2 separate regions of the Homo sapiens genome follow, and region 1 is linked to region 2. The links are chromatin loops, found by intact Hi-C in ENCODE. Cell type or tissue: dorsolateral prefrontal cortex. All regions are shown on one strand. Links, peaks and the distances in the headings refer to the core of each region. The heading gives the core; the rest is flanking DNA.

What was found. A loop is a pair of places that touch in the nucleus more often than their neighbours do. Peaks named below come from ENCODE experiments on the same cell type or tissue, not always from the same donor. Only the 100,000 strongest peaks of a DNase experiment are listed, where the experiment ranks them.
Region 1: it touches region 2 in a loop (3-fold over the local background); 2 of 110 quality-filtered maps call a loop at or near these places.

The regions. Positions count from the first base shown.
Region 1 is chr11:119,359,220-119,369,225 of GRCh38, forward strand. It overlaps USP2 (ubiquitin specific peptidase 2), which reads right to left. Exons shown (of 13, transcript NM_004205.5): 3 at 965-1,015; 4 at 318-441; 5 at 12-123. Among named protein-coding and RNA genes, the nearest start is that of USP2, 17 kb to the right of the region's middle. RefSeq lists enhancers at 429-478, 9,206-9,350, 9,222-10,006, a silencer at 4,957-5,146 and a cis regulatory region at 9,272-9,285. In dorsolateral prefrontal cortex, for the core only: no CTCF peak of the experiment used is centred there; DNase peaks (open chromatin) are centred at 2,305, 5,062, 6,065 and 7,930; H3K4me3 peaks cover 6,224 bases; H3K27ac peaks cover 8,000 bases.
Region 2 is chr11:119,411,704-119,421,709 of GRCh38, forward strand. It overlaps THY1 (Thy-1 cell surface antigen), which reads right to left. Exons shown (of 4, transcript NM_006288.5): 2 at 9,166-9,226; 3 at 8,348-8,683; 4 at 3,773-7,817. The coding sequence starts at 9,202. The coding sequence ends at 7,705. All of the region lies in intron 2 of USP2-AS1 (USP2 antisense RNA 1), which reads left to right. Among named protein-coding and RNA genes, the nearest start is that of THY1, 6.5 kb to the right of the region's middle. RefSeq lists an enhancer at 7,948-8,515. In dorsolateral prefrontal cortex, for the core only: no CTCF peak of the experiment used is centred there; DNase peaks (open chromatin) are centred at 5,794 and 6,198; H3K4me3 peaks cover 2,152 bases; H3K27ac peaks cover 3,509 bases.

The DNA of each region.
Region 1 (10,006 bases), core at 905-8,904, 53 kb before region 2:
AAGGCCCTTACTTATAGCCAACAAAGCGCGGTGCGTATCTCTGGATCTGGGTCTTGAACTCAGATGGGCTCACCACATCATTGGGGGATGAAGTCCATATGGTCTGAATTAGTTTTGCAAACTCTATTGGAAGGAGAGAGTGTACAGGACAGCTGAGATATTTTCTATAAGAAACTCTGAAACTAGAATCCCAACAAAAAGCAAGCAGAGAAAGACAGACAGGATAGGAGTGTCTAAGACACAACACCTAGAACAGCCCCAGTGGAGTGGAGGAGCATCCGGGGGTAGGCAGGGGCACATGACAGAGGGCCTCTCACCTTCCACGAGGGCTGTGTGTGCATTGCTGCCGTGGTGCAGGTCCCGCATGTAGAGCCTCTGGAGGCAGTAATCTCTCAACTCCCGAGTGTTGCTCAGGCACTGCAGAATTGAGTTCATGAAGCACTGCAAGAGATGACCAGGCAATCAGTGGGGAGACGAGAGTCCCACCTTCACCTGTGTTACTTACTACCAGAGGCTCTCTGGTTCATCTACCTAGAATCCTTTCATAGGAGGCTATCCTTTCATAGCCTCAAGTTCCTCTTTTCATAAGTGAAAGGGGTGAAGTGAGGCAAACCCCCACTCCAGGCATAGGTGACCTAATTGGTTATTTACTATAGAGGTGCACAAAAGGGCGTGATGTGATGGACAGAAGTGTGTGGGAAGTGATGGGCATCCTTTAGGGGAATGATCCAGGAGAGGAGCAGGCTGATGGGTAAAAGGGCAACTTCCTTTTAGCAGTGCTTCCTGCTGGGGGTGGGTAAAGCACAGCCCAGCAATTCTGTGAAACACCAGCCAGGAAGGGCAAGTGCCAACTGGCTGAACGGGTAGGGAGTCAGCCACAACCAGAAGGGGACTCTGGTTATATGGCTCCAGTCAGCATAGTAGGGGGTGGGCCTGGGGAAGAAGCAGGCCAGGAAAAACTCACCGTGTTCCCAAGGTTTCGAAGACCAGCCAGACCCTGGGCACTCTTAGAATTCTGTAAGCAAAGAACATATGGCAATAAGGTGGAAGCAAAGATGCTAGGCCTGTGCTGGGCTCTCTCGTGCAATTTCTAACCAGCTGGAGCCACAGGCAGCAGGCCACACATAATATTCTTTCTTCAACTTTACCCATCTATGTACTTTGTAGGAAAGAGGATTGAGGAATGCCTGTGATTTTCTTTTCTTTTCTTTTTTTTTTTTTTGAGACGGAATCTCACGCTGTCACCCAGGCTGGAGTGCAGTGGTACGATCTTAGCTCACTGCAACCTCCACCTCGTGGGTTCAAGCGATTTTCCTGCCTCAGCCTCCTGAGTAGCTGGGACTACAGGTGTGTGCCACGATGCCCGGCTAATTTTTTGTATTTTTAGTAGAGACAGGGTTTCGTCATGTTGGCCAGGCTGGTCTTGAACTCCTGACCTCAGGTGATCCACCTGCCTCAGCTTCCCAAAGTGCTGGGATTACAGGCGTGAGCCACCGCGTCCTGCCTAAATGCCTGTTATTTTCAACAACCAACAAAAATATTCTTCAGGGCTTTATTGAGTGTGTATTGACTATGTATCTCCCTGCCCCCCATCTTTATGTTATTCTCTATTCTCTGCTACAGTGGAGACTAGGAATTCATATATTTGGTACATATTGACTCCTTACTATAAGAAATTTTGAGTCCCAAATCCAGGTGCTATCTCAAATGACCTATATTTGTACTCCTAGAAGTCCAATATATAAAGTAACTCTCATAAGAGACACTTTGAGGAGGTTTTGAAAAGTTAAACAACAAAACACCTTGAGTTTCGATCTTCAGTTGGGAAAAACTCAAGTAAGCCTGCCATTCTGAATTGCCAGAGACAGGTGGAATTCCTTCCAGCTGAGCTCAGCTCCTAAGGGCTGATTAAAGACTCGGAGAATCCTCCCTGCCTGGCTCAGGTTTCAACATCCTGACTGGCCACTGTCTGGGAATCCTGGAGATGGCAGATTGGGCCCGCAGAGGCAAGGGCCTGGCTGAAATTGCCACTCTTGCTGTTGGCCCTATAGCGGAGGCGGGTGAGGGGGTTGGAGAGAGAACAGGTGCTGGATCGAGGACTCTGAGCTTATTTGTCAAGGTCTCTTGGCTAATCCTGGGCATATCTCCAAGGAGTCAGAAAACCTTCAGGCTCAAAGGGTTAAATAAACAGTTTGCAGATGAGTCTGCCACCCCCTCTCTCAGGGAGGGGACTGGGAGCAGGCAACTCTGGAGCAACACTGGGGCATGCGTGGGGCCAGCTCAGCCCTGATCAGAACAGGAGCCTGAAATAACTCAGCTAAAATTACTCATGCCGTGTGCTGACAGCCTATGAGGCTGTCAGCAGCTCAAAGCCCATGAGGTTGTCAGCTGGGGGGGAGGGGTGTGGGTGGGGGAGGAGCAGGCTGAAGGAGGGCTTTTCTCAAGAACTGCCTTACCGATCCCACAAGTAAGAGGATCCCTTCTTGGCCAGCTGTCAGGGCTAGCACTAACAGGTAGGGAAGAAAAATATACCCAGAAAAGAGACCCAGTTTAAACCTGCAGCTAGAGAGAAAGGCCAATTGGCAGCAGGTGGGATATAAGCATCCTTAGAGAACTTGGCTAGGGCTGGCAGTATATGGCCCCACACAACATCTGAATCTGACTTACTGACAGTCAGCAAGAGGGCCGCAACAGAGATAATTCCCTGGGACAAAGACCTTCTCAGCATTTTCCAGAATTGGTGAAACGCTGCAAAAGTCTCCATGTTGCGCACTCGGAACTAAATGTTAAAGCTTGCCCACAACAGAATACCCACCCTTACGTCTATTTTTGGCAGTGCTTTATTAGTTCTTAGCCCCTGTGCCTCAGATGACATCTGTCTAAACAGGCTGTAGGGGAAAGCATTCTACCACTGGTGACCGTGTCAATGTTCACCAAAGCAGGCCCTCAGCTGAGACAACAGTCACTCAGTGCTAATGGGGGTAGGGAAATGGGAAAACGGAGTCATCTGTCTACAGAAGCACTCCTGTGGTGTTTTAAGATGTTGACACTTAATTCTGACCCAGCAGTGAGGGGCAAGAAGGACACTTCGTCACCCACGATTACTATTCTTGAGGATCTAACCCCTCTATTGGCCTGGGGGGTGGGGAGATGGGAGAAGCTCCTTTAAGGCATCCTTAGGACCCTTGGTTGTTATGTTTTAGGGTGGGGGTTGATGCCTTTGTCTAAAATTTCCTCAGCTCAAAACCACATGCCAGTTTCTAGGTGCTCTGTGTAGAAGGCGGGTGGATAACAGGAGTGGGGGCGACAGAGGAGGGGGAGCAGGGCTGCTCCATGCCCAGCCAGATATTCTTCTGCCAAGAATAGGAAATCAGGAGCTCCAGGGAAAGTCAGCACTTTTCATTACAGAGGGGAACAAAATGTCCCCAGAGTGACCTTTCTTACAGGACAAACAATCCTACCTCAGGGTCGACAGGGAGAAAGGGGCCAGAACTGCAGAAGGTGGGAGACCCTGCACAGCCAACCTCTTTCGGTGAAAGCCAGAGAAGGAAATGACCCCAAGTGTTATGCTGGGACACATGTGCAAAGAGTTGAGAAAGTTTGGACCCAGTCTTCCTTCCATTCAGCCATCAGCAAACCTAGTTTTGACTCAGTATCAAGCACTGTTGCAGGGAGCAGATGGCACCTTCACCATCAGCAAATAGACAGCTTTCACCTTCTAGAGGAGAGGAGCGGGGGCTCAGGAGAGCCCTGCCTGGGTTAATGCAGAGGTAGCATCTGGGCACCCTTCGGTAGGAGAGGCCGAGGTTTGTGTCTTCACACTTGAGACCCCAATCAAGGGCTTTCCCGCCTACCTCACCTGTGTGGTGAGGGTCGCCCCAAGTCCTGGCTGCAGCTAGGAAGCCTGGTGTGGCCCTGGCACGGGGCAGGGCACGCACTGCCAGCACGGGAGCTGGTGCCTGTTACATAAGACCTGTCAAAGCTCGGGCCCCTTCTCCCTTCCCCAGGCGGGCAGCGCCCAGCCTCGGCCCCGGCATTCCCCTGGGGGCTGCTTCCGCGGAGGGACCCGCTGCCCGCTGCATAAATGGAGAGGACGGAAAGAAGGGGAAGTTGCCCTCTGTCACCTGTCTGCACCTCGTCTGCCCTTCACAGGGTCAAAGGACCCCCGTCACCAACCCTTGGGAAAGAGCCCTTGGTGGACAGTGAAGGGGAGGCGGCCCCTTTCTGCCCAGCCTTCCTCGCCGGGGTTTGGCCTCGGAGGAGTACCCCGGCACGGTCCAGCGTGCTGCCCTCGCACACCGATCGAGACCCAGTCAAGGTTATGCTTTCCTGCACCTGTCCTGATAGGTGCCAGGAATTGAGAGGCCAAGAGCCACCACCTGGTGCCGGGGCCACCGAGAGGGAGGGGGCAAGGGGGACTTCCTCGGACCTCCACCCGGGGAGGGGACCACGAGTAAGCGTGCGATCACCTGAGGAGGGGGCATTCCTTGCCAGGAGACCCTGGGAAAGGAGGGGTGGGGGCTGGGAAGAATCCGTCCCCTCACCTAGGGGCGCGTGGCGGGCAGAGGCCAGGGAGAAGGCGGGACCCCAGGCCCTCGGCGCGGGGGTCCCGGAAAAGGGCCCGCGTACCTTGGCTTTGTTGAGCAGGAGCCCCACGAAGGTGGAGAGCAGCAGGGACGGGGAGAGAGGGGAGCGCGGCCGCAGCTCCTTGGCGAGGGCGGGAAAGGGGGCGGCGGGGGGGTCCTCGGGCAGGGTCACGGTGTACGAGGTGCGCATGCTGGGGGGCGGGCGGCGGGCTTTGGCCCTCGCTTAACGTTGGCAGCGGGGGCGCGGGGGGAGTCCCCGCGCGGTGCCACAGTCCGGACGCCGAGGCCGGCGAGACCGCTACAGGACAGCGTCCGCGGCGCCCGAACGCGCGCTCCTCCGCCTCAACCTCCCCGGCGTGCGCCGCCAACAGCCCGGGTCCCGGCTCTCGCGCTCCGGCCGACTGGCGGCCCCGCCGGCGCCTCGGGCCCCGCGACGTCAGCGCTGGGGCGGGGCCAGGCCCTAAGCCCCGCCCCACCTCGCCTCTACCCCGCCCCCGGCGCCGGCACGCGGACCCGAACGAGGCGACAAGGTCGGTCCTCCCCCGCCGGGCCTTCCCCGCGCTCCCCGGCGCCCCCAGCCCGCTGACCCCCGGCCAGGCAGGCCCGCGGGGGAGGCAGGACCGGAGCCCTGAGGCCCTGGCCGGCCTCGGGGTTGAGGCTCAGCTCGGGATAAGTGATCTTTGGGGCCCGCAGAGGACGTCTCCCCAAGACCCAGTGGCAACCGGGTGAGCTTCCCCCAAGGCACCATTACACTTCCTAACTCTTGAGGGGGCTGCAAACCATTTTGAGAACGTGATGAAAGCTCTTCTCTCTTCAGGGCGAAATACGTATATGCACAAACTTTTGTCTAGAGTTCCGGGGGTACTCAGGCCTTCGTGAAGACCCAAACTCATGCAGTCTGTGGAGGTCAATGTGCCCAGGTTAAGAAGATGGACCTTCACGGCCTAGGGGCTGAGCTGCCCTCCTCAAAACAGTCCTGTTTGGCTTCTTTCAAGAGAGGCAGTGCTCATGTTTTATAAGGTCCAATAGGTCACCTTCTCATTTGGCTCCTGAAAAGAACCTTTTCTGGTCTCTTCTAACCAATTACCCAGCTCCGGCTCTCCCATTCTCAAATTTGACTTGTTTTGGGGAGCTGGGGAGAAAGCAATACAATAGTGGGGAAATAGGCGCTCAGCTGGCATGGGGCGAGTGTTCTACTCTGGCGTCAAGCACAGCCATGCTGGAAGATCAGGGGTCTTTAGATTTCGTTTCTGATGCCCCACCCCTCCACCTAACAGGGAAGCTCACGAATCTGCCTAGAGAAAGTATCTTGTTTGGAGCTTGCTGGCTATTTTTAGCCAGTATTTTTAGCATTTAAAAATACTCCAAGAGGCAGCAGTGTATGCTGTTACTCATCTGTGGGCTCCTTCTGTTCCTTCTGGTGTGCTCATCCCCACATGTACACGCACACATGACCACAGCTACATGGGGACTGTGTCCAGGACACACGTATGGCAGTACCCCAGGCCACCGACAAAGCAGCAATTTCATGCTAATGAGAGAGGGATGGGGACAGTTGCCCCCTCCCCTGTGTGCCAGCAGTGTGGTGGGAGGAGGGGGCAGGGGACAGGAACCACAGGCAGTCTGCTTGTGATCAGTGAGAGTGGGCATGTGAGGAGTGGTGATCTCTACAGTCACTGTCCTCACCCAGACTCTGACTGAATCTGGACCCCGGACAAACTGCAGCAGCCTTTCTCCAAGCCTCCTTTCCAGCCAAACGCTTTCAAGCCAGCCCTACACCATCTGAAGCAATGTTTGCATCTGATCTCATCACTCTTCTGTCCTGAAACAACTAGAGCACCTGCCCTTGCATCCAGCCCCGAAGCCTCAGGTAGCCTTTCTCTAAGGCTGTTTGTCCACAGGCCCACCACCCTCAGTCTTTGACCACTGCTGTCAACCAGCCTGTGCTTATCCTCTGCTGAAAAACCAAAACTGCCACTCATTAAGTACTTATTAGATCCCAGGCACTGGGTTAAGGGTTTTATATATATTATCCCAGTTAATTTCTATAACATCATGCTGTAGTAACTATTACCTCTATTTTATTTGTTTTGTTTTTTTTTTTTTTGAGACGGAGGCTTGCTCTGTCGCCCAGGCTGGAGTGCAGTGGCACGATCTCGGCTCACTGCAACCTCTGCCTCCCGGGTTCAAACAATTCTCCTGCCTCAGCTTCCTGAGTAGCTGGGATTACAGGTGCGCACCACCACGCCTGGCTAATTTTTGTATTTTTAGTAGAGACGGGGTTTCACCATGTTGGCCGAGCTGGTCATGAACTCCTGACCTCAAGTGATCCGCCCACCTCAGCCTCCCAAAGTGCTGGGATTACAGGCGTGAGCCACCACGCCCGGCCTATTACCTCTGTTTTATAGGTGAAGGACCTTAAGCCTAGAGAGGTCAAATGACTTTCCAGGACTGCAAAGTTAATAAATGACAATGTGGGGCTTTGTCTTACAGCAAAACCCATGCTTTTAACAGGAAATTCTGGGATGTACTTCCTGCTCTCTGCCAATTACCTACTTGTAAATTCTGCCTAAAATTTGCATCTTCCAAAAGCCTTCCCTAATTAACTCCACCCATCTCTAAACTCTCCATTACTGCATATCGTCAGTCTATGCGCATTCAGTTTGCATGGTGTTAATCTATCTTAATATGTTTATCTTTGCTTTATAAGTGTTTCAAAGAGTCCTATAAATGGTCTTGTGTGTGGCTTGTCTTGGTTTTGCCAGCACACTGAAACCTCCTCAAGGGCAGGGTTGTGGGTTCTCTTGGTGGGTTCTTAATAAATGGTGTTGATCTTGTCTCTAAAGAGGGCCAGACCAGGCTCTGCTAGGAATCCTGGGAGTCACACTAAGCCTCAGAGGGTGGGGTGTGAGTCTGCTTTTGCATGTTGAACACATGTGCTGCTGGGCTTGGGGGGACCTGCCCAAGAGGTGCTCACCCACTATAGCATTTGGCCTGTTTCCCCATGACTTAGACACAGTGATGTAAGCACTCCCACCCAGGACATCTGGGTGTTCTGCCAGCTTGCTCTCCCTCTTCCCTGGGATTTAGGAGGTTAGAGGGGTTGCCAGGAGCAGGGAGGGCCAGATGCAGAAAGCTTTAGCGTGGGAGCACTTTGAGAAGTCTGGGGTTGGGGGAAAGAATTCACACAGAGTCCAGTCTAGTCAAGCAGGTCCGACTGCTGCAGGACACGGCCACAAAGGACCTTGGCTCATCTCTCGGCCAGCCAGGTCTCTGTGAGACCCTTTCTCTTCACTGCCATTCTCGGAGTGGGATGGATACAAAGGATAGAGGCTTCTGGCATCTGAATCTGGCTCTGGCTCAGTGACTCTCTGTGCTTCAAATACACAAAGCTAAACTGAGCTGGGCTCATTCCTGCATCCTGACTGCCGTTCCTCAGAACCTGGGCTTGGCCTGCTTCCCTATAGGATAAGTAATTTTTGTCACCTTAAATCCTTCCTGGCATGAGATGGAGTGATATAAATGAAAGTTAGGGCTAGCTCTATGAGGGCGGGGACTGAGAGTATTCTGCTTCTCTCAGATCTGCGTGGGCAGCTTAGGCCAGGGTTTGGTGACACTGCTGGGGCTAAGGCAGATGTCTTAAAGCCTGGCTCCCAGCATGTGCCTGCGATTACCACCGCAAATGGACAGACCGGTGGCCTGATTGATTGATGGATGAAAAGGTAGGGGCTCTGAGTCCTTGTTAGGGGTTGGGCTTTTGCCCCACAGTGCACCTTGGGGAGAGAGGGTCAGCCCATCCTCCCCACTCTCTGTAGGAAGGTCTGCTTCCCTGCATGACGTGGACCCCAAGAGGCCAAAAGCTCTGTGCACCTTTGAGCCCAGGCAGTCTGGCCTGAACCAGCTGGATTCCAGAGGCCCACACACCTCCTTCTTTTGCATGTGTCTCCGTCTGGGGCGCTAGTTTTATGTACGTATTGAGGTGAGAGAGTACAAGGGGCCACGTGTGCAGCTTTGGGCTCTGAACATGATGTTCATTTCTGCAGCTGGTGGTCAGTGGAGCGGCTCCCCCAGGGGCAAGGAACATTTTGCCAGGCTTGGATTAACTTCTGCATTGCTGAGCCCCACCCCAGCACCACATTAACTCATGAAGACATCCTGGAGTGGGGGTGGAGGAGGAGGCGGGAGGATGGTGCTGGGCACCGATTGAGAAATTGAGCCTGGATAAGGCAGTACCAAGGCTAACGGCCAGGATACAGCCCACAGCCGGTCTGCAAGGGATGGAGACATCAGTGTCTTGCTGATTCTAGTCACAAACCGCAAACCCACTGCCCTTTCCTTCGCAGCAGCTAGTACAGCTCCTGGCCAAGGGGCCCCTCTGGCTTAAGGTCCTTTAGTGACCTTCTCATGCTGCCAACACAGATTCATGACCTCAGGAAGTTCAACCTCCTTAGGGTGGCTTAGTGATCCCGGGGTGGGAGTAGGTAAGGACAGACCCCAGGATCTCAGGCTGCCAAGCTAGACAAACAAGGCAGCAGGGATACAGGCCAGTGTGGCTGCGTGAACGGAGCGAGAACATGAGGGACGAGAGGCGAGTTGTACTTCTCACCTAGGAGCTCCAGGACAGCCCCTGCTATCCGCAATTTGTTCTCTTTGGAGTAACCTCCGCTCACTGCAGGGCAGCATTCAAGTCCAAAGTCCCACCCCAGGGAAAAATCACATGACCTCAGCTTATATAATCTCCCTGTCACTGAACAGCTGGAACCCAAGGCTTCGGAAGATGAGTCAGCAGCCCCAGTGGCAAATAGGACCCAGGTATTCAGTTTCCCAGACCTTTTGCTCCTAGAAACAGGTCCTAGAGCGGAGGGCAAGGGTGTGGAAGAGACTGGGTGGGTGAGAATAGGCTGGGCCAGACTCTGAGCCTCAGCCCTGGCTCTGCCTCCGAGTTGCAGGTGCCCAGCTTGCTGACTGTGCTCTGGAGGGCCCTGGGCCAACCCCTGGATCTTCTTGGGGAGAGGAGAGGGTGGCCTGGGCAGGGTGGGGCAAGGGCTGGGCAGAGGCCAGCGGGCAGAATGCCAGGGCTAGGGAGGAGCAGCTGGAGGGGTGGAGCTGAGGGGGATTAGGAAGGATTGTAGGGGTTAAAGCGCAGCCCTGGCAGGGCTCAATGGGAACAGCTCGTCCTTCCATAGACCCCGGGAACAGGAGAAGTGGGGCAGAGTAGGGAGATGACAGGGTTGGGACTGGGGCTCCTGGGTCTCTGCAGGGCTGAGCCACCTGAGCTGGCTTGGAGTCCCCACTTGGGTTAGTGAACACTTTTTTTCCACCATCACTGTTCCTCCTCTCTGCATTTTAAGCAGAAGGTGAAGTCTCAGGGGAGGCCCTCATTATACAAGTGCTGAGCTGCGCCCCCCTGGCCTGGCATT
Region 2 (10,006 bases), core at 1,779-9,778:
AGACTTAGTACCTGTTGAGGGCCCACTTTCTGATTTATAGACAGCGTCTTCTTGCTGTGGCCTCATGTAGTGGAAGGAGTATGGGATCTCTGTGGGGCCTCTTTTATAAGGAGACTAATCTCATTCATTAGGGGTTCACCCTGATGACCTAATCACCTCCCAAAGAGCCCACCTCCAAATATCATCACCTTGGGGTTTAGGATTTCAAAAGATGAATTTTGAATTTTGAGTGACACAAACATTCAGACCAAAGGGAATGTTTATATCAGTATGACTACGTAAATATTATTCACAGTAAATCCATCTAACCTGTTATGAGCATTCTTTTCTCCTCCCTCTGGAGTTAAATATTTGCCATCTTTTTTTTTTTTTGGGTTGTGTTGAAAATTTAAAATATTTAAAAATATTTAAAGTAAATTATAGGTTTACAAGAAATTGCATAAATAGTACAGAGAGGTCTTGTCTGTACCCTTGGGGTGCAGAGGTTAGAGGTCTCATGTACCCTTCACCCAGTTTCCCCCAATGGCAACATTTTGTATAATTGGAGTACAGTATCAAAACTGGAAATTGATATTGGTAAAATCCACAGACCTTATTTAGATTTCCCCAGTCCTCTCTGTTTTAACTCTAAACGTATCTTGAAGTCACCGCTTCTGTCTATCTTAACCACTACAACTTTTGTCAAAGTTGCTGTCATCTATTTTAGGACCATGGCAATGTCCTCCTGATTTCTTGTTCTACTGTCATTCTCCTTTATGTTTCTACAGAGCAGCAAGAGGGATCTTATAAAAATATGACCAGATCACATCCTTCAACACTTCCCTGTTACCCTTACAATAAAATTCAAACTCTTCACCATGACCTCCAAGGCTCCTATTGAATCCGGCTCTTGTCTGCCTCTTCAGTAACATCATGGACCACTCCTTACCATTCCCTCCATCTGGCTGTGCTTCCTGCAGCTCTTCCAATGGCTGGCTTGTTCTCACCTTTGAAGTCTCAGCTCAAAGGACACTCCCTTGGGCTCTCCCTCATCACCCTAACTAATAGGTCACTTAATATTGTTATTATTTTTTAGAGACAAAGTCTCACTATGTCACCCAGGCTTGCCTCAAACTCCTGGGCTCAAGCAATTCTCCCACCTTGGCCTCTCAAAGTTCTAGGATTACAGGCGTGAGCCACTATGCCTGGCTATGTCACTTATTATTCTTTATTATCTTCTATATATAAATGATCCCAATCTATAATTATTTGATTTATTGATTGGTTTACTTGCTTAATATCCAACTCCCATACTAGAATATAAATGTTATAGAACAAGAGATTGTCTGTACCATCCACTGTTCTAGTCTCATTACCCCACATAAGGCCTGGCATGGAGTGTGCACCTAATAAATGTTTGAATAAATATTGACTGGATCAGGGATTCTTCTGATGGGCCTGTGTGCTCTAAGAGCTGTTATATCCACCAGCAGTTGTGTGTTAACCTAGAGAGGAGCTAAGTCCTGTCCTCAGACTGAACCCACGATGGCTTCCTCTCCCTTTTCCCTGGTTTTGCAGAGTATAGAAGAAATAACATAAAATTTCTTTTTTTGCAATTAGTTTGCAAAATAGTAGAGGCTGCTTTTTGCACTCTTACTCATGACTCCTCCTCTGGGAAGCCGCTGTCGCCTGGCAAAAGGGCCCTACATATGTGTTCCCACAGCACTTTGATAAGGTGTAATTTATATTCAATGAAATTCACCTATTTTAAGTGCACAGTTTGATGAGTTTTGATAAAGGTAACCACTCCAAAGAGTTTCCTGGTGCCTTGGCTTCTTCTATTTCTTTAATATCGTGATAAAATACACTGAATATAAAATTTACCATCTCAGCCACCTTTAAGTGTACGATTCAGGCTGGGTGTGGTGGCTCACACCTGCAATCCCAGCACTTTGGGAGGCTGAGGGGGGAGGATCACTTCAGCCCAGGAGTTTGAAACCAGCCTGGGCAACATAGTGAAACCCCACCTCTATTTTTAAAAAAGTATACGGTTCAGTGGCATTATGTACATTTGCACTGTTGTGCTGCCATCGCCACCACCCATCCATGGAACTGTTTTCATCTTGCAAATCCAAAACTCTGTGCCCATTAAACAATAACTCCCCATTCCCTTTCCCCACAGCTCCTGGCAACCACCATTCTATTTTCTATCTCTATTAATTTGACCTTTGGCTTCTTTTAAAAAGTTGTGGTTAAAAAGTTATAAATTACAATCTTAACCATTTTTAAGTGTAAGATTCAGCAGTGTTAAGTAGCAGCTTTTTTTTTTTTTTTTTTTTTTTGAAGACAGGGTCTCATTCTGTTACCCTGGAGTGTGGTGGTGTGATCTTGGCTCACTGAAGCCTCAAACTCCCAGGCTCAATCAATCCTCCCACCTCAGCTACCTGAGTAGCTGAGACTACAGACATGTGCCATCATGCCCAGCTAATTTTTGTATTTTTTGTAGAGATGGGGTTTTGCCACCTTGCCCAGGCTCACCTTGAACTCCTGGGCTCAAGCAATCCACCCGCCACAGCCTCCCAAAGTGCTGAGATTACAGGCGTTAGCCACTGTGCCGGGCCTGCAGTTTCTTTTTAAGGTAGTTTTAGGTTTAGTTAGCGATGAATGCAGAAAAGCCCAAATAACAGTCACTTAAATAAGGTTGTCCACGGCTTCCCTGACAGCTCCACCATCATGGAGGACTCAGGCTCCTATCTTGTGCTTTGTCATTTGTAACACACAACTTCCATCTATCTCATAGTACAAAATAGCTGCTCCAGTTCCAGCCATCACCTCCACATTCCAGCTAGCATAAGGTGAAAGTGGGAGAAAGGCACACTTTCTCTCTTTTAGAGCTCTTCACAGAAATTACACATACTATTTTGTGCTTATATCCCATTGGACAGAACTTAATCACATAGGCCCATCTCACTGCAATGGAACTGGGAAATAGTCTTTCTTCTGGATCACACATTTCAGTTCTAGTTTATGGGTCCCATTGCTGAGAAGGAAGAGGATAATGCATGTTGGGGAACCCCCACTGGTGTCTTCCACAACTTCCCCTCCTCATAGTGCTGATCACTGCACTGAAATTGATTCCTCCCTCTTATTGGACTGTGGACCCCTTCAGTTAGGGGCTTGTGTCTTTTATAGCTTAGCACAGAGCCAGGTGCATTTAGATGCTTAATGTTTGTTGTACAAATACATGATTTCAGCCCAGTCAGCTTATTTTAAGAATTATTGTTTTTATTATTTTTTTGAGACAAGGTCTCACAGTGTTGCTTAGGCTGGCCTCAAACTTCTGGGCTCAAGGGGGGCCTCCCATCTCAGCTTCTCAAGAAGTTGGGATTACAGGTGGCTGCCACTGCACCAAGCTCTAATCCTTTTTTTTTTTTTTTGAGACTGAATCTCACTCTGCCACCCAGGCTGGAGTGCAGTGGCATGATCTCGGCCCACAACCTCCGCCTCCTGGGTTCAAGTGATTCTCCTGCCTCAGCCTCCCAAGTAGCTGGGATTACAGCCGTGCACCACCACACCTGGCTAATTTTTATTTATTTACTTATTTTTTTTTTTTAGTAGAGACAGGGTTTCTGCATGTTGGCCAGGATGGTCTCAAACTCCTGACCTCAAGTGATCCACCTGCCTTGGCCTCCCAAAGTGCTGGGATTACAGGCGTGAGTCACCACACTCTAATTTTAAGACTTACTGAAGTGAAACCCTAAAGGGGGAAGAGGCTAGAGTCCTCTAGTCCATGTTCTCACCAAATTCAGGAAACTGCTTTATTGCAAACTTGACAGGTGGCCTCCACCTGGCCACGCCACTGCCAGGCACTCCCCGCCTGCACTGCTGGGCACCTCCAGCCATCACAGCCCCTTCCTGGTGCAGAGCCACACTTGGCCTCCATGAAGCTGCCACATTGGTCCTACCCACCCTCCATATGATGTGTCTACATCTACAGGTCCCACTGACCCCAGCTCTTCCTTGTGCCGGGCAAAGATGCCTCCTGTGGGTCTGCACAGGACATGTTTCTCCTTGAGTGTGTTGGGGACATTCCAGGCCTGAGAGTGTCCTGAGGCTGAGAGCCCCTGTTGAGCAGAAGAGAGCTGATGGCCCTCTTGCCTGGCCAGGACTCTCTGAAGGACTCCAGCTCCAACATTTTCTCACTAGTAAATGAGATGATTTACTCTTGACTTGGGTTTGTTTGTTTCACATGTAAAGACACCTTCACAGCACGAAAGCTGCAGATTCAGAGAGGGACATCAGGTTGAGGAGGCGGGAGGGATGTGTGTCACAGGTCCCCGGACGCTGTGTAGATTTCTTGGTTGGCCAGTGAAAGTCCCCACATCTCACGGAGATCCCCATGCCCTTCCCGAGGAAGCCTCTAGATGTCAGAGATGCAGACATTGCGCGTCTCAGTGGACAATCCAGTCCAGAAATGGGGGTGCAGAGAGGGGCTTCTGTTGCTCTTGAGCGGGAATTCCACGGCCCTAGGTATGGACTTAGGTGCTGAAGGGGGGGGACCCAGGAAAGAGGTTAGGACTGGCGAGGGAGTGGATGGGGATGGGGTTGGGGCATGTGTACAGGAACCAGGGCTGGGGGCCAGCCCTCTATAATTACCTGAGTCACCACAGATACCCCACAGCCTCCACAAGGCCTGCTGACTTGACCAGGGAGGGACCCACGGCTGTCGCGGCCTGTGGCTGAAAGTCTGCGGGCTCCCAGTCCTCAGCATGGTCATTCCGGGTAGGTTTATTTTATTTTTTATTTTTTTGAGATGGAGTCTCACTCTATCTCCCAGGCTGGAGTGCAGTGGTGCAATCTTGGCTCACTGCAACCTCCGCCTCCCGGGTTCAAGTGATTCTCCTGCCTCAGCCTCCTGAGTAGCTGGGATTACAGGCGCAGGCCACCATGCCTGGCTAATTTTTGTATTTTTAGTAGAGATAGGGTTTCGAGGCTAGTCTCGAACTCCTGACCTCAAGCGATCCGCCTCTTCCCAAAGTGGTGGGATTACAGGCATGAGCCACTGTGCCCATCTCTGGGTAGGTTTGCGTTGTGAGGCCTGATGCCCTGTTCTTCTCTTCTCCTTTCCGAAGTCCGTGGCCCTCTGGTGGCCTCTGTGGCTTCTTGAGCTAATCTCACCCACTGTGGGCCTCAGGTTCCGCTCCCCTAAACATGGCTGCAGAGGGCAACACCATCTCCCAGCACCCTTCTAAGAGTGTGGCTGCTAAACTCTTCAGGGACATAGTACTAGAGTGTGACAAAGACCCCATAGGAAGTGTCACACAGGTGCGAGGCTTCACACAGTGCCGCTCATTTCCTTCCAGAAATACCTCCATACTCTTTTACTATCCTGAGGGTGGGGCACCCCACATTTCTCTGGCATTTGATCTCCCTTCCCCCACAGCAGCTCTTCTCACCAAGATGCCTTTCCTTGGCACGGCGCTTGCAGCCCAAGCAGGGCTGAAGGAGAGGGGCCTGAGTCTCAGGGGTGTTCCTCCCCTTGGAGAGCTCTGGGCTGGCAGCATCTTGCTAAGGGGTTGTCAGCCTCCCAACCTGGGACAAGGACAGCTCCTCCTCCTCTGTGTATGGTAACTACAGGGGTGGAAGGCAAGGCAGAGAAGTTGACGGGAGGTAGCAAGAGTGGGAGCCGGTGGCATAATTTAGATCTGAGGCCTTTAAGAAAAATGCTCAGAAACAATCATCCTACCCAGTGCTAAATATCAGATGAGTCAGCCTCTGGGCAGCTGTCACCTTCCTCCCCCAAATTCCCTGGCAAAGCAGGGAGGCTGGCTTGGGGCTGCCTCTCTGACTCTGACAGCAGTTGGAACCCACAGCTACCCTGCGGTCCCCCTCTTGCCCCCAATCCCAGGATGCTCGCTTCCATTTTACTCTACTTTTAGGGAAGGAGCCAGGGATGGGCCTCAGTGTTCCCTCCCTACTCCCGAAGGGACAGTATTTGTCCCCAGTCCTTTCTCCTGCCGATGCTTTTGGATTTAGGAAGTGATGCCTTGAGGACATGGGCATCTCCCACCCTTCGTGCTCACCCTCGCAATAGTGGATGTGCCTGGAGGGTACATTTCTGAAGAACTACCAGAGCTGAGAAGAAAAAGCAGACTGCATAGCTTAGCGCAGATTCACGCAAAGCCACTTGTGCATTCCAGAGCCAGGGCCATGTGGTTCGGCCCACATGTTGGCAGTAAGCATGTTGTTCCAGCCAGGTGAGTCAGCAGACATGGGATGTTCGTTTATTTGGGCAAATGTGTCTCGTTAGGGTCATTCTGAAAAGAAGCCCAGTGTGCAGTCATTAGCCCCTGGGGTAGCGTTGCTACTAAGTGGTTGGGGAGAAGTCAGGGAAGAGGAAGAGGTGGCGTTCCCCAGCCTCACCCGTGGAGACCCCAGCGAAGCGGGGGCAGGCAGGCACTGCTGGAGGAGCGAAGGCCAGGTGGACACGAGGACAGATTCCAGAGGCTTGGTTTTATTGTGCAGTTTTCTTTGTCCTCAATGAGATGCCATAAGCTGTGGTGGCACTATACACAGTCACAGAACAGGAAGAACCACCGGGTGGGGGCTGGGGGTTGGGAAAAGCCATTTCCTGAGAAGTGTCCGGCTCCTGGGTCTCACTCCATGGCTTGCCTCAGGCCCCGCAGAAGTCCCTGAGAAGGCAGGCCTGCGGGGCAGGGGGCTGTCTGAGGGGCTCAGGCACCAGCCAGCAGGGGCTGGCACTGATGGGCGAGGGGAGGAAGTGCCTCCCTTAGAAACTTGGGCCAAACCCTGTGCAGCTCTGGGACTCCACCCCACCTGACTTGGAGGCTGTGGGTCAGAGCTCTGGAAGCTCTTGGGAGCTTGGGACAGCCTGAGAGGGTCTTGTCCTCCTTTGTAGCCCTCTCCACTGTGGGTGGAGGCAGGGAGGGGCAGCAGGGCCATGCTTTTAGCTTCCTTAGGCAGGGAGGGATGATGAACCCTCATCCTTTACCTCCTTCTCCAACCCTCCACTAGCGCTGCTTTCCTGGTCAAACCTGCATCTTCACTGGGTCATGCCCCAAGGCCTCTGAGGGACTTCCACAGTGGTAAGGAGGGCTGCCCTTTTTATTTTTTTTTGGTTGTGGCTGAGAATGCTGGAGATGCTCAGTTCTCTCCCTCACAAGGTAGGCCACAAATTCTTGGTGGTGCCCTCACATCTGGGGTCTTCAGGCACCAGCCATGCCTGCCGAGGAGTGCTGTCAGGACAGACCATGTCCGTGCTAGGCCCAGGCACAGCCCAACCACTCCTCATCCAAGTCTCTCCCAGGTTTCTGGTCCCGATGGGCAAGGATGACCCCTCCAGTGGCTGGTACCCCACCATCCCACTACCCCTCACATGCTCTCACTCTCCATCAGGTCCCCAATCCTGGCTTCCCTCTTCACGAACTCTCAAAGAAAAGGAAGGATAAAACCTAAATAAACCAGACAGAAGCAGCTCTGGAACAAAAAGTACAAAAAGACAGCCAGAGGTGTGCGGAGAGGGTGAGGTGGCCGCGTGGACGTGGGTAGATAATCGCATGCAGCACTGGAACTCCTGATGAGGGGTGGGGTCCCCACTTCTCCTCAAGGTTTGAGGGATTGGGGGGAGGGGGTCAGCTGACTCAGAGAAGTAGGATCTCTGCACTGGAACTTGAGGCTTCCTGTCTCCTCCATGGGCCCCACCAGTCACAGGGACATGAAATCCGTGGCCTGGAGGAGGGAGAGGGAGAGCAGGAGCAGCAGCAGCCACGAGGTGTTCTGAGCCAGCAGGCTGATGCCCTCACACTTGACCAGTTTGTCTGCAGAAAGAGAAGGGGGCCGGGGGCAGGGTAGGAAGGAAGACGGATCAGGACTCAGGCAGGCACAGGCCCAAAGCAAGGGTGTACTCCCTTTGGGAGGTGGGTACTGCAATGTCTTAGCTGGGACCAGGAACAGCCCGGTCTCACAGAACCAGCCATCTTTCCCATTTGCAGATTACTGATCTCTTGCACACATATCATCTTATGAAAACCTTACTAAACATCATGACAAGAAAACTGGCTGAGGGAGGTGGTGTCATCCCTGTTTTCCCGCTGGGAGAAGGAAGATTAGGGAGGCCAAAGGCCTTGCCCACAGTTCTGGTGGAACCACACTGCTCTGCCTGTCTGGCCCTGAGCTCTTCACCCCATTCACACCGAAGGCAATGGTTCCCCAGTTGACCAGGCAGCAGTTGGGAGAGGGTGAGAGCGTTATGGGGCTATTCTCCTCTCTAGTCCAGCCAAGGGAACTGCCTGCTGTCCCCGAGCCTGGCTCTCCCAGCTCACTTGACCTTGTTAGGGGCTTGTCTCACCTCTGAGCACTGTGACGTTCTGGGAGGAGATGGGTGGGGAATGGCCAGAGTGGTGGAGTGCACACGTGTAGGTGCCCTCGTCCTTGCTAGTGAAGGCGGATAAGTAGAGGACCTTCATGTTGTATTTGCTGGTGAAGTTGGTTCGGGAGCGGTATGTGTGCTCAGGCACCCCCACAGTGCCAAAGAGCACGTGCTTCTTTGTCTCACGGGTCAGGCTGAACTCGTACTGGATGGGTGAACTGCTGGTATTCTCATGGCGGCAGTCCAGACGAAGGCTCTGGTCCACTAGGCAGGCCGTTAGGCTGGTCACCTTCTGCCCTCGGGAGACCTGCAAGACTGGCACCAGCAGTGCCTCCTTCAAACTGGAGGGGCCTGCGGCACAGGGGCCTCCCACCCACCTGAAGTGGAGAGATGGGCCTGGCTAGGGAGGGGACCGGGGTCTGCTCTCTGAGTGCCTTTCCCCACCCCAGGGATCCCACTTCTCCTTTGCAGACCCCAGCCTCCCTCCCCACTCTGCTTGAGCCTTGGATCCTATCAATGTGTTTCAAGGACAGGAGATCTTAGGGAGTTGATGCTGGTTCCGGGTTCTCAGTTGGGGATTCTAGTTCAATAGTGTGAAGGAGGGCTCAGCAAACTGTGTTTTCAAAAACCACCTCAGGCCGTCAGAATATCAGCGCGGTGGATTGGCTGACTTCAGGATGAAAAAGAGCCCTCTCTTTGTCACCTGCGCTTTTCTGAGACTGTGAGGGAGAAGCTGCTTCTCTGGAGGGAAGGAAGCCAGGGCGCCTGGAGCCCCAGTCCTGCCCCATGCCGGGTACCTGTTAGCAGGAGAGCGATGCTGATGGCCAGGTTCATGGTTCTGGGATCTCAGTCCTGGATCTGGGGTGGGAACAGGATGGGAATCAGCCAAGCTGTGCCACACTTACCACCAGGGCTGGGGGTCCCTGGGAACATGGCATAGTGGCTATGGCAGTCATCTAAGTCCCTCTCTCCATTCCCCCTCTCGTCCCTGCATCTCACTGAACATGATACTGCCACTGGCTCTTTCCTGCTCAGGGAAAGCAAGGAAGGAGGGAGAACAAGCCCAGTCACGGTGTGTTTCTGCGCTTGGCCATGGAGCACTTACTAGCTGGGTGACTTTAAGTAACTTTACCACTCTTTCTCCTCTTCTTACATTAACATAGTGTATGGTAATATAAGACCTATGAGGGCTGAGGCTTCGTATTTAAAAAAAAAATTTAATCGTGGTAAAATACAAAAAGCATAATAATTACTATTTTAACCATTTAAATTCAGTACTTAAATTCAGTATATTCAGCAGTGCTGGATACATTCACGTTGCTATGCAGCCCATCTCCGGAACTCTTTTTGTCTTTCAAAGTAAAACTCTGTATCTGTTAAACAAAGACTCCCCATTTAGGGACTTCCCATTTCCTGTTCAGAAGAAAATCCCCAATGCTCAAAACCGTTTCCGTTTGCAGATTACTGGCATATAGCATACACTCCAAAGATATTTATTGTGAATGAATGAATGAATCTCTCTGAATCTTACATACCCACCGGGTTATGATGGGGGTTAAGAAAAACAACCAACATCTGGCGATGACTGCTTCATATACGTGAGACACAAATCCCTAAGTCACTCGCCATCCCCAGTGG